Regions from separate parts of the Mus musculus genome. Here region 1 is linked to region 2. The links are chromatin loops, found by intact Hi-C in ENCODE. Cell type or tissue: gastrocnemius. All regions are shown on one strand. Links, peaks and the distances in the headings refer to the core of each region. The heading gives the core; the rest is flanking DNA.

What was found. A loop is a pair of places that touch in the nucleus more often than their neighbours do. Peaks named below come from ENCODE experiments on the same cell type or tissue, not always from the same donor. Only the 100,000 strongest peaks of a DNase experiment are listed, where the experiment ranks them.
Region 1: it touches region 2 in a loop (2.6-fold over the local background); 15 of 42 quality-filtered maps call a loop at or near these places.

Annotation. Positions count from the first base shown.
Region 1 is chr10:58,494,014-58,503,198 of GRCm38, reverse strand. It overlaps Ccdc138 (coiled-coil domain containing 138), which reads right to left and starts at 5,262. Exons shown (of 16, transcript NM_001162956.1): 1 at 5,137-5,262; 2 at 3,986-4,030; 3 at 3,780-3,837. The coding sequence starts at 5,229. It overlaps Ranbp2 (RAN binding protein 2), which reads right to left. Exons shown (of 29, transcript NM_011240.3): 29 at 9,044-9,185. In gastrocnemius, for the core only: CTCF peaks have their summits at 5,104 and 7,410 (motif pointing left); DNase peaks (open chromatin) are centred at 5,060, 5,272 and 5,633; H3K4me3 peaks cover 1,574 bases; H3K27ac peaks cover 1,683 bases.
Region 2 is chr10:58,443,383-58,452,567 of GRCm38, reverse strand. It overlaps Ranbp2 (RAN binding protein 2), which reads right to left and starts at 5,716. Exons shown (of 29, transcript NM_011240.3): 1 at 5,517-5,716; 2 at 517-584. The coding sequence starts at 5,588. In gastrocnemius, for the core only: CTCF peaks have their summits at 5,218 and 5,427; DNase peaks (open chromatin) are centred at 5,747 and 6,351; H3K4me3 peaks cover 3,038 bases; H3K27ac peaks cover 2,490 bases.

The sequences.
Region 1 (9,185 bases), core at 636-8,635, 50 kb before region 2:
CTCAGCCTGTTACAACAGGAATGCTTGGCTTCTGAAGGAGGCATATTGTCATGGCTGTTCATGGTTGTGCTTTTGTGCTGGGATCCAGGCATCTAGAGTTTTGATGTTTGAGGTATTTCTTGGTGTAGATACCTGGTCTTATCTTTGCTGGGTGGGTGTTCCATTCCTTAATAGCTGCTGTCCATTCTAGATCCTAGGCTAGTACGGTTGCTATGGCTAGGCTAGTACAGCAGAGAGTACTTCTGCAAGTTGAGGTGACACAAAGGAATGGAGATGAGCTAGAGGGGAACGCTGAGTAGGTCAGTGGTTAAGGGAACCCTGGGTCTACATCAAGAGGTGGATACCTCAAAGAAGGGAGGTGGGGTGGGAGGACAGGCTCCTGTCGCCAGGGTGCTACAGGACTAAGAGTAAATTTGCAGAGATCGGAATGGAGAACAGGAAGCATAGTGAAGATTGCCTACCTGAGTCCCAGCACAGTGTAGCTATTGAGGGGGTCCCTGGTAGGAAGTTTCTCAAGATTTGCAGCTGACACAAAGCAGTGGAGATGGGGAAAAGGAAAGCTGAGAGTCAGATGGGACAGGTAAGAATGCCCTGGACCCGCACCAAGAGGCAGAGTCTCCAAGGAATAGAGGTTGGGTGGAAGAAGGGGTCTGCTGCAATGCTTGCTGCAGTATGACCTCAGTCACTGTATAAAGGGCACATGCTTTATCAATTCTCCCCTAAATTTTTAATTAAACAAATATATCTGTCAGGGAACAAACACAATCTATCTTCAACTCTCATAAATTCATACCTGGGAGAAACACTGGTGACCAAAGACAACCTAACAAGAGTAAAGCAAGCAAGTTTATTAATGCACAGTACACTTCACACAGAGAAGCTTCAGTGAAAGATTATTCAAAGCATGGCTTAGACATCTGACATACATAGAATCTTCAACAAAGATTAGGTTCTTAAACAAGTGATGAGACACTGGCCAGCAAGTCCCAGGAATCCACCTATCTCCACCTTCCCAGGAACAGGGTTACAAGGGCATACTGCCGAACGGGGGTTTGACATGTTCTGGATGACCCACACTGGATTTCACATATTCTGGATGGCCCACACTGGAGTCCTTATGCTTTCAAAGCAAGTACTTGGCCAACTAAGCCATCTTCTCCATCTCATGAAGTTTTTCTGACTCTAGTGCTTCTTATAGTATTTAAACTTAAGGGACATATTTGGGGGTGTAGTATTTCTAGCTTTCTTCATACAACACAGAAACATCACACAGTACCAAAGAATTTCAGGTATATAACAGTTGACAATTCTGTTACAAAATGATTCTCAACTAAAAAAAAAAACAGTTTTCGAGTGATATTTATAAATTATAGACCACAAAGTAAAGCTATACAGACACCGGCAAGAAATTTGAAAACTGCTGGTCTCCAGAAGTTCTGCTGTGAACTCAAGAAGCACAATCAATCAGTGCATATTGAGTCATTAAGACTCAGGTCTCAAAGGATGCTTACAGTTTTAGGGTTACCACTAGTGACTATAAACTCAGTGAATACACACTTTAGTCCAAGTCGATCTTTTTTAAAAGTCTGCTAATCTCTAAAGCCTTTTAATCTCTCTTCATTGTCTGGGTTAGAGGTGGAAATAATTCCTTTCTTCTAATAAATTCTAAAGATCCAGAGTATTTGCAGTTATTTCTTTTCTTTCTTTCTTTCTTTCTTTTTTTTTTTTTTTTTTTTTTTTTTTTGGTTTTTCGAGACAGGGTTTCTCTGTGTAGCCCTGGCTGTCCTGGAACTCACTCTGTAGACCAGGCTGGCCTCCAACTCAGAAATCCACCTGCCTCTGCCTCTGCCTCCCGAGTGCTGGGATTAAAGGCGTGCGCCACCACGCCCGGCTATTTTTGACTACTGCTTACAACCAACTTTAACTGGTTACCTCTTTTTTTTTTCCTTTAATTGATCTGTCTACAGACCTAATTCTGATATTCCAGAAACTGTAACCATTCTGCCTTTAATATCACACGTAACTTTCCTGAAAGTGCTGTAACTCAAATCCTTGCAGACAGGGTATTTCAGTTTTTTTTAAACTTATCAAGTTCATTTATGCTTTTATCCAAGAGTGCAGTTTGTCTCCTACCATTATGTAACGTATTTTGGAAATTAGACTGAGCCCCTTGACTTGTATAAATCAGACCTATACAGCTCTCCACTCTACCAGCCAGTCCTCAGACCCAGCTCAGACCCGGTCAGTCCTCATACCCAGCTCAGACCCAGCCAGTCCTCAGACCAGCTCAGTCCCAGCCAGTCCTCAGACCAGCTCAGTCCCAGCCAGTCCCAGTGTCTTAGTCAGGGTTTCTATTCCTGCACAAACATCATGACCAAGAAGCAAGTTGGGGAGGAAAGGGTTTATTCAGCTTACATTTCCACATTGCTGTTCATCACCAAAGGAAGTCAGGACTGGAACTCAAGCAGGTCAGAAAACAGGAGCTGATGCAGAGGCCATGGAGGGATGTTCTTTACTGGCTTGCTTCCCCTGGCTTGCTCAGCCTGCTCTCTTATAGAACCAAGACTACCAGCCCAGGGATGGCACCATCCACAAGGGGACCTCCCCACTTGATCACTAATTGAGAAAATGCCTTACAGCTGGATCTTGTGGAGGCATTTCCCCAACTGAAGCTCCTTTCTCTGTGGTAACTCCAGCCTGTGTCAAGTTGACACAAAACTAGCCAGTACACCCAGCCAGTCCTCAGACCCATTCAGTCCTCAGACCCAGCTCAGACCCAGCCAGTCCCAGCCAGTCTTCAGACCCAGCTCAGTCCCAGCCAGTCTTCAGACCCAGCCAGTTTCCATTCAGTCCTCAGACTCAGCTCAGACCCAGCTCAGTCCCAGCCAGTCTTCAGACCCAGCCAGTTTCCATTCAGTCCTCAGACTCAGCTCAGGTCCCAGCCAGTTCTCAGTCCCAACTCCCATATCTTGATGAAGTTAAAGACACTATTCATGCTGCAACTACCAAAGTTTAATGATTATTATGTTTAACTAATAAATATTAGCTCTGAAGTATTAACAAGTTAATGAATTAATTTTTAATACTTATTACCATAAAATGTTTCAGCTTATCAAAAAACATTACAAGCCAACTTGATAAATTTTCCCTTTATTTTTCATTCTGGTATATTCTTTTTTTGTTTTGTTTTGTTTTGTTTTTTCAAGACAGGGTTTCTCTGTGTAGCACTGGCTGTCCTGGAACTTGCTCTGTAGACCAGGCTGGCCACAAACTCTGAAATCCGCCTGCCTCTGTCTCCCAAGTGCTGGGATTAAAGATGTGCGCCACCACTGCCCGGCTGGTACATTCTTTCTTGCCTAAATAAAACTTACTAGTATTTTCCGTGCAGTATATTCTGTACAATTTTTTTTAACATTTTTCAAAAGCAAACATACCAGCTGGGGACATGGTTTAGTGACTGAGCACTTGCTAAGCACTGATCAACTTCCTCAGAACTGATTAATAGTCTAGATTCGACTCCCAGTACCACAAAAGAAAAGTAAAAGGCACGCATATTATAAATTACATCTCACACACACACCAAAATCCCTCGATAAATTTAGTTTTAGAAGACATCTCACACATTCAACTCTAAATTCACAATTAGGTGATTATCAGACTGAATATTTTTTTTAATGAAAAATGAGTAACAATAAGCCTAGGTCTAAACATTTCTATAAATCTCTCTCAAGTTAAATTTGTTAAAATACTCAAATATACAAAATTTTCTTTTGGCTTACCTGGGGAGGTCACAATTCTTCTTTTATATTTAGTCTGGTCAAAATCTGAAAGTTCATGCTAGGTGAGGAGAAAGATACACTTAAGTTAAACACTAAGACCTATTCTCTTAAAATACTTTTCCATAATTACAAAGGTTAGCATGGACAAACCTAGGGGCACCACTCAACCCAAGATCAGCATCACTAATTAGACAAACAGCATGTACCTGTTGATTCATCAGAGCAGCCCACACACCAGTCATGTCGTTTTCCTGCCAAGAATACAAAACCAGAATCAAATCAGAAGCTATCCGTTAGACAAACTCAAACTGAGAGACATTCTAATACACACGTCTTCCACCTTGTGCAAGCACTAATGTTACAAGAAACTAGGTGTGGACATCTGTTGTAGATTAAAGGCAACCACACACAATCAAATGTAATGTTCGGACCCCAGGTAGTATCTGCACCAGGGTATGCTTTATCATTGTGGTAATCTGTGTACAAACTATACACTATCCTGTTTATTATCACAATACTAAATTTCTTGGAAAATATCAATAAGGCTTTAAAAGAGAATGTGCTTCACAGGAAAAGCAAGCTAGAGGAGTATGTGTTGGAGTCTCAATTAAGGTTATGTGAGGATAGAATGAATTTGTGTCATGGTCACCGGAACATTGGGAAATATTGCTATTTCTCAAGAAGGGGTTTTGGAAAGCCAGCAAATGTGGGAAGGAACAGAGGAATGCCTGCGACCTTGCTCACCTTCTGGAGAAGTCAGGGTAAATGATGTTCCCATACCTCAGATGATTTTTTTGAAGACAACATTGTTATGCTTTATATAACCTTGACCATGCTGGGCTGTCAAGCAGGCTTCTCAGCTGAACTGTAAACACCTAACTCTGTTATCAGAGGGTGAGGATTTAAAAAAAAAAACCGAATCTGGTCGTGCAAACTGAGGTATGTAATTGGTCTCCCGCTTCTGTTCTTCCAGGATTCATCGAAGATGTGATCTGGCCGACCTCTCACAAGATATTAGCAAAGACCTCAGTGGGGGCCCCGCCTCAAAAATGGCAAGACTCTCCTGGTGAATGGCGCTCTCAAGGGAGGACTACAAGAATGCACATCGCCACAACTTTTCTGTAAGTTTGCAATTACTTCGGAGTAAGATGCTTTCCAGAAGGAACTACAGTGTCTTCCGTGCCTGCTGCACTTTGGTCACCGCCAGCATTGGTTACCAGGACCAAAGCCACGCCCCGTCCGTCGAGGCGGTTTCCCCGAGGGCGGGAACTCTCTAGTGAGCCTCCCCGAGGAAGGCAGGGCTAGCGACCTCCCGCGGCCGCCCAGCAGAGCCCACCGCGGCTTCCACCCATCTCACCTCCACGGGGCACCTTCCCGCCAGGCCGTAGCGGCTTTTGAGACGCTCCACTACCATATCCTGTCCCGGTGGCTTGACCACCCTGCGCTCCATGGTGAGTCTCTGACTGCGGTCGCCCGGGAAACCGGGTTCACAGTCACGTCAGGGCGGGCAGTACGTCACGACGCCTGGCTCCGCCCCCCGAGGACGCCGGAAGCCGGTAGGAGGATACACTACAACCCAGTTCTCGGTTGCCCCTTAGAGTTTCTCAGTTCCAAGTCTTTTACCCGCCATAAATGTGAAGCATGAAAAAGGTGAGTTCTGCCGGGCAGTGGTAGCCCACGCCTTTAATCCCAGCACTTGGGAGGCAGAGGCAGGCGGATTTCTGAGTTCGAGGCCAGCCTGGTCTACAGAGTGAGTTCCAGGACAGCCAGGGCTACACAGAAAAACCCTGTCTCGAAAAACCAAAAGGAAAAAAAAAGGAGGGAGAGGGAGAGGGGGAGGGGGAGAAGAGAAGAAAGATTCCCTTGAGAGCGCTGGCTCGGCCAGCAGGAAGGCGAATAACTTCTCCACAGCAGAGAGCCAGAATGCTCCCCAAGGCTGGAGACCACAGGGACTACAGGGTAAATTTTACTGTGCACTACATAAAATTAGACTAAACAGGGTCTCTTCATCAAAAGTGATTTACAATCACAGAAAAATCAGGACATGTCTGAGCGCTAAGCGCATTAACTGCTGATTATACTCCTTTGCCAGTTTCCATAGGTGGTACAAAAATAATCGAATATAGGCAGGGAAGGTGGAGGCTGGAGGCCAGCCTGGGCTACAGGGTCATAAGCAGTTGGGGCAATTAACTGCCTCAACTACCGGGTGATCTGCCTCATAAAATGAAAAAATGTTCGTTTAAAACACAGAAACCTCTTTCCCAGCTATGCAACAGCACATAGTACTTGGTGTGTTCAACTTATCACACAAGCTCCTACCTGTTCAGTTTTTCTTTGAGATACACTAACACTGAGAAATAGTAGACATGTGTTGTAGCAGCCCCTAAATTCTCTGGATAACTTTTTAACTTACAGAAGTTGATACTTTAGCAATAGACAAAAAACTCACTATAAAAACATTGCCTAAAGAATACTTTTTTGCCAGCTGGAGAGATGGCTCAGTGGTTAAGAGCACTGACTGCTCTTCCAGAGGTCCCCAGTTCAATTCCCAGTAACCACATAGTGGCTCACAACCATCTGTAATGGGATCTGATGCCCTCTTTCTGGTTTATATGAAGACAGCTACAGTGTACTCCTATATGTAAAGTAATCTTTTTTTAAAATACTTTTTGCTAAAAACTACCACCTAGGGGCTGGTGAGATGGCTCAGCAAGGTTAAGACTGCTCTTCCTAAGGTCCTGACTTCAAATCCCAGCAACCACATGGTGGCTCACAACCATCTGTAACGAAATCTGATGCCCTCTTCTGGAGTGTCTGAAGACAGCTACAGTGTATTTACATATAATAAATATTTAAAACAAACAAACAAAAAAAAACCTACCACCTAAACTGTGTAATTGTTTTATTTTGGTTTTCAGGGTAGATTTTTTTTTTGGATTTTTTGTTTTTTTTATTTTTTTTTTTTTCCCCGAGACAGGGTTTCTCTGTGTAGCCCTGGCAGTCCTGGAACTCACTTTGTAGACTCAGAAATCCGCCTGCCTCTGCCTCCTGAGTGCTGGGATTAAAGGCGTGTGCCACCACCGCCCGGCTTGGGGGTAGATTTTAATGAGCTTAAAACCTATCAATGTGAGTTTATACCATCATCAGTGAATAAACAACAGATCACATTGTTCTTATATATCAAGCATCATATAAAATGCCACAAGCTTATTTTTAAACTTCTTTGTTAGAGCTGGATAGCTCAGCCATTAAGAACATTAGACAAGAAAACAGAAATGACTCGATACTTACATTTGGATAATAGAAAATTGTATGGTCTAACTAGATTCTTTTTAGTTCTTCCTGGGGGAGTCGAGTTCCATTCCCAGCACCCAAATGGTGGCTCACAACCTTTGGTAACTCATCAAGTTGTAAACACCTCTACTATAAATAAATAGCAATAGTTAGTTTAACCTGCCATTTTGTCACGTTTTTGAAAGGTCTTTGGGCTGGAGATGGCTCAGAGGTTAAGGGCATTGACTGCTCTTCTGGAGGTCCTAAGTTCAATTCCCAGCAACCACATGGTGGCTCATAACCATCTATAATGCGATCTGGTGCCCTCTTCTGGCCTGCAGACATACATTCAGGCAGAATGCTGTATATATAATAAATCTTTAAAAAAATGTCTTTAATAGCCTTAATGTTTTGAAATAATGTCTCTTAAAAGTATTTGCAACCATGCCACATGCCTGTAACCACAGTGGAGATCAAGAATTCAAGTCCAACCTTAGCAAGGCAATCTTGGGGTACAGAAAAATTAAAAATTTTTAAAAATTCCATTTACTTAAAAATATGGCATTAGCTTCTCAGCTGAAATTTATATGAATTTATATTACACAGGTTTCCAAAAAAGCCACTAAATGGACATGGTTCTTTTTACAAGGCCAAATTGAAGTAGGTTTATTTCATGTACCTGGTTACAAGATTAAGTATTTTTATAGTGGTGCTTGCTATTGTATAAATTCATTAAGTAAGCCATAACCTGCCTTACCTAATCTAATGGTTGGACACAACAGAAATGACTGGATACTTACATTTGGATAATAGAAGATTGTATGGTCTAACTAGATTCTTTTTAGTTCTTTATTGAGTAAGCCCATAAGAACATCCCCTTCTGTTTGCCTAACTTAACACAAACCATATCCAAGTACATTTTCAGTGTTTATCAAACTCTTGATGTTGAAGTTCGAGCTCAGAGTGCTGGCCTTTAGCTGATCTCATTTAGGGTCTTCTTTCCCTGCTGATTCCACCAGGCCCATTCCCTTGGCTGTCTGGTTTCAATGGATAGCAGGTAGGGACAGTGGGAATCTCCTTCATTTGGCTACCTTAAGAGATTCATAGTTACTCCCACCATTTACCCATGCTTCATTGAATTTCTTCACTTTGACACTCAGAGCACTGGGCAGAAATCACATCTAGTTACGGAAGGAACAGACAACTTAGATGCACAAGTAATCAAATGTTTTAAATGTCATGGCTGTTATCAATTATCACTTTATTTCTGCTACAAAATTCACCAGAAAAAGGTACTGCAACAATCTAATATAAAGCAAATCTTTAACCAAAGAACATGGTATAGATCTTTTAAAAATATTGATACTTTATCACAAGAACTAGAGAAAAATCCAATTCTATCATCAGGACCAAGCTGAAGTTTCTGAGGTAGTAGAGACAGGTAACAGAAATGTGAATGGAAAGAAGGAAAAAAGGAAGAGAAGAAAGGAGGATGGGGAGGAAGGAGAGAAGGCTAGCTAAGGAAATGATCAACTTATTTAAAATGTAAAAATTAACGTCTTCAAAAGAGCACAACATATCAAGAAAAGACAGTATCCTACTTAAAAGTTAATTTTTAACTACACAGGAGCATAAAAATGACAGAAGAGCACTTTGGTTAACTCCTATCTTCTGTGGCTCTATCCATATGTCAGTCTATACATAAATGAGCACAGGAATAGCTAAGATTACTATATATATATATATATATATATATATATTTCAAATCTAAAATAAAATTATCTGCATTATGGTCCCCTTATTCAATGATAAGTACCATGCAGGAAGTCCAGATATCTTAACAGGAATTAAAATAAGTTGCATATATCATATTACTTCAATAGTCTGGGAAATTCTATTGCTTTTAACAAAATTTGTATTAGCCATTCTAATATAGATATGTCAGGAGTACATAAAAATAAGTACACCTGAAATACACCAGTGTTTAAACTTTTATTTCACACCATGCAAGATCAATTATTACACACTAAAAAGTGACAACAGCTATAAGCTACAATTTTACATTTATACATCGGAAACATCTGTTTTCAAAAGGTGAACATAATTACTATACTGTCTGTAACAATTACGCAT
Region 2 (9,185 bases), core at 499-8,498:
AGTGTGGTATTAAAGAACTATCCTTTTAAAACCAAGGTTACATGCAGCCTTTCTCACTACCAAGTGCCCTCCTCTTCCTATCACTGCTTTCATAATCTGCCTCCAGTGTAACTTCCACCTCTAGGCTACTCTGAGTAAGGAAATGAGACTCAGCAAGTCTCTTGCCTTACTGACAAGACAGCAACTGCTCAACTGTTAGCACTGAGTCTGTGTCTGTTGCTTATCTCCAGCCACCTGAAGCACCAGATAGCTAACCAAGAAGAAATTGACAAACAGGAATGATCTCTTTCATCCTACCCGAGAGCAATTTTAGAAAAAGTGTTTTAAACCAAGTAACTTCTGCACTAGATATAAACAGAAAGCAGTAAGAAATACTTGTTAGAGGCTCAATCTAACTATTGTCTGAGAGCAGTTAATTCCTGATTCCAGAATACACTTGAAAGAAAAAATGTGTTCTTTAGCAGTTTTTCCTATTACAAGGATGAAAAATTAAAACATTTCCAGTTTGGTACTTACTTTTTAGCAAGATCATATTCTTTAGCTTCATAGTACAGCTTTGCAAAATAGAATCCTTTCATTGACTTCTAAAAAAGAGAGTTGAGTGGTTTTACTGTTCACATTTTCAAATATTGCATTTTTTTCAAAGTACCAAAAAAAATACCCTAACAAGTTTAATACTATTTTTTTTATATAAAAGGTAAAAAATGCTGCCTAGTGTTTTAAAAGTTAATGGTCCCAAATATTATAATTTCTATCATAAAAAATAAATTCAAGGATAGTTAAAACAGACATCAGAAGCTACATTTCAAGGCATGTAAAGTAATTCATATCTGTACTCCTAAGCACTCAGGAAATAGAAGCAAAAAGATCATGAGTTCAAAGCCATCCTAAACTCAAAACCAGCCTGAGCTTACAGACAGACAGAGACACAGACACAGTCAGACACACACACAGCTTCACTCATTCTGACTGGCTAGGGATGCTTGGCCATGTATTACCCAGCATGTTTTATGTATTACCCACCAAGTATTACCCAGCATGTTTTATGTATTACCCACCAAGTATTACCCAGCATGTTTTGTACTGACTCACTGGCATCACTCTACAGAGAAGTACACAGAAAACAACTTGTCTGGGGAAAGAGACATATACTAGAAATCACTCTTTTCCTACCATGTGTAAGAAGTCTCCTTGGGAAAGCATTTCAGAACCATTAAGGTACTAGAAATTCCCTGGTCAACGTACTATTTTCTTTACAGACCAGCATTTTACACAAGGCTAAAATAAAATTTGGTATTTTGTTTTGGTTTAGGTTTTTGTTGTTTTTTTATTTGCTTGTTTTTTGTTTTTTGAGACAGGGTTTCTCTGTATAGCCCTGGCTGTCCTGGAACTCACTCTGTAGACCAGGCTGGCCTCGAACTCAGAAATCCACCTGCCTCTGCCTCCCGAGTGCTGGGATTAAAGGCGTGCACCACCACCGCCCAGCTCAAGCAAGACTGATTTCTTAAGCAATGAAATTGGTTTTTTTGCTATTTACTTTAGTGGTAATATGCTAAGAAAAGCTATTCTCACTTGAGATTCGTAAAATTTTCATCCCTATTCTTTCAGTTTCTCTAAAATTATTTTGAAATATAACACCTATTTTTCCAAGTAGTATACACTGGAGCCTTTGTTTCTAAAACCAACCATCAATTTTCAAGCAATACCTACTAGATAACCCACCCATTAAACAAACCAATCCCTTTCTCCATATTTTGGAAAGAACCAAATGTTCACGTGTAACAGAATCTGGTTCTGTTTTGAAGCCATCTTCTAGCTCTAGCACAAACTGACCTGAAATGCCACTACAGCCCAGGCTGCAAATGAACTGGGATTACGGTTATGAGCTACTATGCATTAGTATGTATCTTTTATGTATTGCAGTCTTAATTTATTAATACCTCTTTCTGCTACCCAACTTTACAAATGATTTACAAGATTATATTTGAAAATTGAACATGACATGACAATAGCAAGTTGTATTTACTTTCAATTTTTTTTAACAGTTTGTTTATCCAATTTACTTGTCTGCATGTAGGTTGTGTACACCACATACCTGTGTGATGCTGGAGGAGGTCAGAAATTAGTGTTGTATCCCCTGGAACTCAAATTATGAGCCACCATGTGGGTCCTGAGAACTAAACCAGTGTCTTTTGCAAGAGTAGTAAGTGCTCTTAGCCTCTAAGCCATCTCTCCAGCCCCTTCAATTTTTAGCTAAGTCAGACAAACTTGTAATTCAGTATTAGCTTTAGTTATTCAAAAACAATATTACAATATACAATCAATGTATATATCTGACTAGAGGTGCTTTTGCAAGTTCACTAGGACAAGTAGAGGAGATATATCGCTACTATAAATTTGTAAACTATATGAACATAATATTTAAGATAACTGGGGCTGCAGGGGATCTGATACATTCTTCTGGCCTCCTTAGGCACAAGCACACACAAAGATACATAGACATACATGTAGGCAGTACACCTACACACATAAAAATAAATTTAAATTTTTTTTAAAGACTAAATATAATTAGGACTGACAACGTGGCTTCAGTGAGTAAATGTACCTGGCATTAAGCCTAAAGACCTAAATCCCATCCCTAGGCCTCACATGGCAGAAGAGAACCAACTGCAGCAAACTTACCTTTAACTTCTACACACGTGAGCATACACATATACATACATAAACACACACACACACGCTCCCAAAATAAAATGTAGTAAGGTATTAAGCTTAAGTATCAAGCAGAACATTGGTGAGCAAGCACTCAAATGTTTTTATATCAATGTTTGTTGCATTATATGTATTAGGCAAAAGATATAAACAACCTAAGTGTCAATCAACAGTGAATGAATAACCACATGTAGCATACCTAAGGTAATATATAATCTTATAATGTTAACTTATAAATATCTTAAAAATTATCTTATAATATTAAAATATTCAGCCACTCACCGCTCCCCACAAAAAAGCTGGGCAGTGGTAGCACACGCCTTTAATCCCAGCACTCAATGCCACTATAGCAGAAGAAGCAGGCTGCTCTCTTGAATTCAAACTAGCCAGATCTACAAAGTTAGTTCCAGGATAGCCAGGGCTACACACAGAAACCCCATCTGAAAAACTATTTAAAGAATAACAATAGGGGCTGGAGAGATGGCTCAGCAGTTAAGAAAACAGACTGCTCTTCCAGAGGTCCTGAGTTCAATTCCCAGCAACCACATGGTGGCTCACAACCATCTGTAATAGAATCTGATGCCCTCTTCTGGTGTGCCTGAAAACAGTTACAGTGTACTCATATAAATACAAATAAAACCTTTAAAAGAAAAGATTAATAGTAGTAATAATAATAAGGAATTAATAAGGAATAATTCTCCCAACACCTGCTACAACATGGATGACCTTAAAAATATACTAACAGGACAAATATAAGATTCTACAAATGAAAAATAAAAAATAACCAAATTCATAAATAGAAAAAGAGGTCACCAGGAACACAGAAAAGAAGGGCCTGTGGCATTATTTCTTAATAGAACGCGTTTAGCATCATCTTTTTTAAAAATACAAAAAAAATTGGAAATAAGAATTATGACTGAGCTGGACATGATGGCGTACACGTTTAATCCCAGCACTTGGGAGGCAGAGGCAGAGGCAGGCGGCGGATTTCTGAGTTTGAGGCCAGCCTGGTCTACAAAATGAGTTCCAGGACAGCCAGAGCTATACAGAGAAACCCTGTCCAAAAAGAAAAAAAAAAAAAAAAATTGAACAATGGAACTAGTTAAAACAAAAAATGTCTTATAGTTGTCATACTATCCAAATCAATATAACCAACCCAACCAACCTTCGATAAATATTAAAAAAAAAATAGTAGCAGGATGTGGTGGCACACACCTTCAATCCCAGAACTTGGGAAGAAGAGGCAGGTGGATCTCTGTGAGTTTGAGGCCAGCCTGATCTACACAGTGAGTTCCAGAACATAATAGAAACTCTGTCTCAAAACAAAGAAAAACAACTCAAAAGTCATATTTGAATATGTAGAGACTTTGAAATGGTTCCTAACATAATTTAACAACCATTTACACATTTACATACAATTAATACAATAGTATTAGATACTTTAGTATGCTTTATCTGAAATGCTTGGCATTTTTAGATTTCAGGGTCTTGTTTTTTTAGATTTTTAAATATCTTCAAGCATGTTAGATATCCTGGTAACAAATCCTAAATCTAATATAAACACATTTATCTAAAATGTACACCTTATAGACAGAAACCCAAAAGCACTTTCATATAACTCTTGTACCATGGCATTCTGATTTTGATCCATCAGAGGAAACTGGGTGTAAAATTTCCCACTTTGGGCATACCAGCACTAAATGAACTTGAGACTTTTAAAATCGCTTTGGGGGAGGGGTTGTAGATTTGCTGGACTGGATTATTTAACCTGCAGAAGCCATCTAAAGAAGAGACTTTAAGTAACAACAACAACAACAACAAAAATTATGCCATTTGACTTGTATGTTCATGAACTTTGGTTTATATAGATGACCATAAAACCCTCAGAGACAGAATGTAAAATATATATATATATATATATATATATATATATATATATACACAACTGAATTGGGCGTTTGTAAACAAAAATTGAAGCCCTCTGACTCTTTGTATCTCAAAGTCTGCCCTAAATGTTAACACGAATCATCCTCGGTAACACTAAATAACACTAACAAGGTCAAAATGCCGTTTACTGATGAAGAGTCTATACTGTACCAAGTTAGTTTACCAATGGTAGAACTTGATTGTTCAACACACCCCTCCCCCGCCCAAAAAATAACTGACTGTAGAGCCTCTGTACATCTCTCTCCACCGGCCAACACTCTTTAAGAACCCAAAATAAACACAACGTTAATGATCTTAAACACACACACACACACACACACACACAAAACACGTTGCGAAATAACGTTAGAAATGTTAAGGTATTGCAACTACCGCCTAGAAGGAATTCCGACTAGCAGCCTCCAAAAGGGGTTTGGGGAAGCGGGGCACAGCACTAGAAGACTTAAATTATGGGCCTTCCGTGTCGTTTATGCTGACGCGCCCTTCCTTCCCGCCCTGCTTCGTCCGTGGAGCCACCCACACAACCGTGCAAGCCCACCGCCGCGCGGTGTCAGCCTCCCCCCGAGACACGGCAGCCGTGACAGGGCCTAGCTATCCGGGAGACCGACGACGCCGGGCGGGCGGGCGGGCGAACCCCGCAGAGCGCCCCACGACGGCCTACGGAGCGGAGGCCGAAGAAGCCAGGCCCGAGTGGGCCCGCGGATAGCCATGAAGAGGAAACGCTGGCGGCCGCAGTCCCCACGCCTCCGGTGCTCAGCAGCGCCACGCCGCCCGCGACCGCCTCCACTCCAGCGGGGAGCCGAGGCCGCCGGGAGCCATGACACCGGCGCCACCGCCACCGGACCAGACCCGCTTACCTCTCGGGGCGACGGGGCGGAGCCCTGCACCGAGGCGATGTACCGCTCCACGTCGGCCTTGCTACGCCTCATCGCGCCGCGGACCAGGCTCCCCAGGAGCGGCAGACCAGCCCTGGGGCCTACAGCGACTGCGGGCTCCAGGAGGTGAGCGCCGAACACCGGTGACGCAGCTCCGTCGCGAACGGATGGGCACAGGGCGTGCGGCGCGCGTCATCACTGTGCGCCGCGCTGCGGCCTGGAGCGCCTGCTCGCTGTCACCCCGCCACGCCCGCGCTCCAGACCACGTGACCGTTTCGCAAACGATCGAGACGAACTCCCTTTCCCCGGGAAAGGCTTTATAGATTTCACTGGTGCTACGTCACAAAGCGGACCTAAAATGGCAGTGCCCTAATAAATCCGACCTTTTCGGGTGCTGCATCTGGTCAACACTTGATTTCCTTCTAAAGAGACAAACGTCGTCATTGCCTCCGGTTTCAGCAGAATAAAGGTTAATATTGGTTGAACAGTGTCTTTATGCTTAGATAAATCGGAGTGGAAATATTAGCGTTACGTGATGAGATGCACCTCACGGGGTAGTTGACGGTTAGGGGCAGAGGAGGAAGTGGTGGCTTTCCTGGCAAACAGAAACAGGCTTCACGAGGTTTTAAGAAATGATGACTTTAGGTTTCTGTTTGGGTAAGAATCGAGGCGGCCGTTAGGACGCTGTCAGCAACAATTGCCTTCAGGGGCCTGTTTTGTGACTTAACAATGAGCAGAACAGATTATATTAGAATATTAAAAGTAATAATCTCTTCGTGCTAGAGAGATGGCTCCGCAGTTAAGAGTGCTTGTTGGTCCTCTGAAGGACCGAAGTTCAGTTCTCAGCAGCCGGTTCCAGGGCATCTATCTAAATCCGGGTTCTGACCCCCGTAGAACCCACACACACACGTCCTCATGTACACACACACACACACACACACACAAAGTTTTAAGTAATAGTCTCAAGATTGTGAATAAACTGTCGTAAACGACAACTGCTGAAAAGAACCTTTGTCTGCAAAGACTGATCAAAACCGCAGTGGAGAGGTTAGAGTGGTGCAGTTCCAGATGTTAAATACCTTATTGTCAGATACAAAGGGTACCCCACCCATCCCCCAAAAATGCCACTGACTCCAAAATTGGATCTAACTTAGACTCAGTCTGGACTGTGGAGGATTTCTAGTGGTTAGGAAAAGCCTGCATTCCTTAGTAACTTGTGAAACTGTTTCCTATCTACCAAAGGAGTAATTTCCCTTACCTCTGGCAGAAATGGATTTACAGCTCTGCGCTAGCCCCCAGGCTCCCCAGTCCATACTTACAAGTACTTGTTATACAATTCAAAGCCCCCTTGCCAGCATCCTGGCTCTTTGCTTCCCTCCTCCCCAGATACATATTCCCCCATCTCCCTTCTCTCAGCTTTTCCTGAGAGAGACAACCTTTGTTGTTTGGAATAAACTTTACCTTGTCTACCCAAAGAGTGGCCGTTTCAGTCTCTTTACTGTGCCCCTTGCCCTTGCATACACTTACCTTGGACTAGGTTAGTCCCAGAACAGCATCTTGCTCACCTCTGTGTCAGAACTAACATTCTGTAAACTATAGATTAAAAATCATTGGAATCTATTAACTTAGCAGACTACCAGCTTCTACCAGCAAACAGCCCAAAATGTCAGCAGTGTCATAGGACTATAAAAAGCTTCTCCGCCTTACTGTTACTACATCTCTCATATATCAGGATATATGTTAAGCTTACCTTTATTTATATGACTTTCTTTATTCTATAAAACTTTTTCATGTTGGGTGATGGGGCTTGAGGTAACCTAAATCTGTGTTCCCAGGCTGTGTGCTTTATAAACACAGTATGATGTGGCAGGAGAGGGTGTCTTAGTGAGCCCATGTTGAGGGGTCCCGCTGAGGTGTCAACCATAGGACAGTCCTAGTATATAAAAGGAAGTTTACTTGAGGCCTGGAAGGGAGCAGAGTCTGGAGAAGAGAATAAAGTCAGAGAAAAGAAGAAGACAGTGAAGGACAGAAAAAGAAAGAGAGGAAGAGAGAAAGAAGGGAAGAGACAGGCCGGGGACATGTAGGAAGAGAGAGCATAGATGGAGAGAAAGAGGAAATAAAGAGAGGAGAGAGAGAGAGAGAGAGAGAGAGAGAGAGAGAGAGAGAGAGAGAGAGAGAGAGAGAAGCTTGAACATTCCTTACATGCCTGACTCCTGGCTTGTACCTGGCCATTGCCAGGTAACTGTTGGATGAAGCCTAGAAGATATGCTAACATTCCTCCATTTTGGTTTAATTGAAAAGAGAAATTAGAGATGATGGTGGGTCAGGAGTAGGATGTCATATTCTTTAGCTACTTCCTGCTGACTCTGGGGCAATGGGTGAGTGTACTGGCTAGTTTTGTGTCAACCTGACACAAGCTGGAGTTATCACAGAGAAAGGAGCTTCAGTTGAGGAAATACCTCCATGAGATCCAACTGTAAGGCATTTTCTCAATTAGTGATCAAGGGGGAAAGGCCCCTTGTGGGTGGGACCATCTCTGGGCTGGTAGTCTTGGGTTCTATAAAAGAGCAGGCTGAGCAAGCCAGGAGAAGCAAGCCAGTAATGAACATCCCTCCATGGTCTCTGCATCAGGTCCTGCTTTCTGACCTGCTTGAGTTTCCGGTCCTGACTTCCTTGGTGATAAACAGCAGTATGGAATTGTAAGCCAAATAAACCCTTTCCTCCCCAACTTGCTTCTTGGTCATGATGTTTGTGCAGGAATAGAAACCCTAACTAAGACAGTGAGTCTTTTGGAAACCTAAGAAAATTGGGATGGGAATGCTGGCCAAGTTTTGGGATAGCTGGGTGTTTCATTGCTGTCCAGGGTCTGTGGGACCATGGGCAGGTAGAAAGGCACAGGCCCAGTAGAGGCATCTGGGAGGGTAGACCAGAGCATCTATGGGTTGCTTCTCTGGAGCTGTCCTGGGTGTAGATTTTGAGCAAATGCCTGGATGTGGCAGGATGCTGAAACAAATATACATATTAGAGGCAGAAAATAAAGTTAAGTAGGTTCAGAAGAAAAACCTTTTCTTAGGTATACATTTAAAACCCTTAGGTCTTGGTGGTTGGGGGCAGGGGAGGAATCCTATCCTCTGGAATAGGCAGCAGGTGGCAACTTGCTATTGATTGGCAGGGATACGTATCCAGATGGAGTCTGTGTGGTCCATGAAAATAGATCCAAGTGGGTTTCCTGGAGCTTGTAAGAATCTTTTTAAGTTTACAATAAAGAGAAATTTGTTAACAGCTTAAACAATCTTTAAGGTGAGCTCAGGAAAGACAAAATTTCTATGAAACAGAAAGGGGGGGCAAGAGGGGCTTTCCCCCTCTATCCAGAAGACTGAATGCACACACATTTAACATAATTCAACATTTTTAAGTTTATATTTAAAAGACAAAGGAAACTTAAAATTTTGATGTTGGGTTGGCGAGATGGCTCAGTGGTTAAGAGCGCCGACTGCTTTTCCGAAGGTCAGGAGTTCAAATCCCAGCAACCACATGGTGGCTCACAACCATCTGTAACGAAATCTGATGCCCTCTTCTGGAGTGTCTGAAGACAGCTACAGTGTACTTACATATAATAAATAAATAAATAAATAAATAAATCTTTAAAAA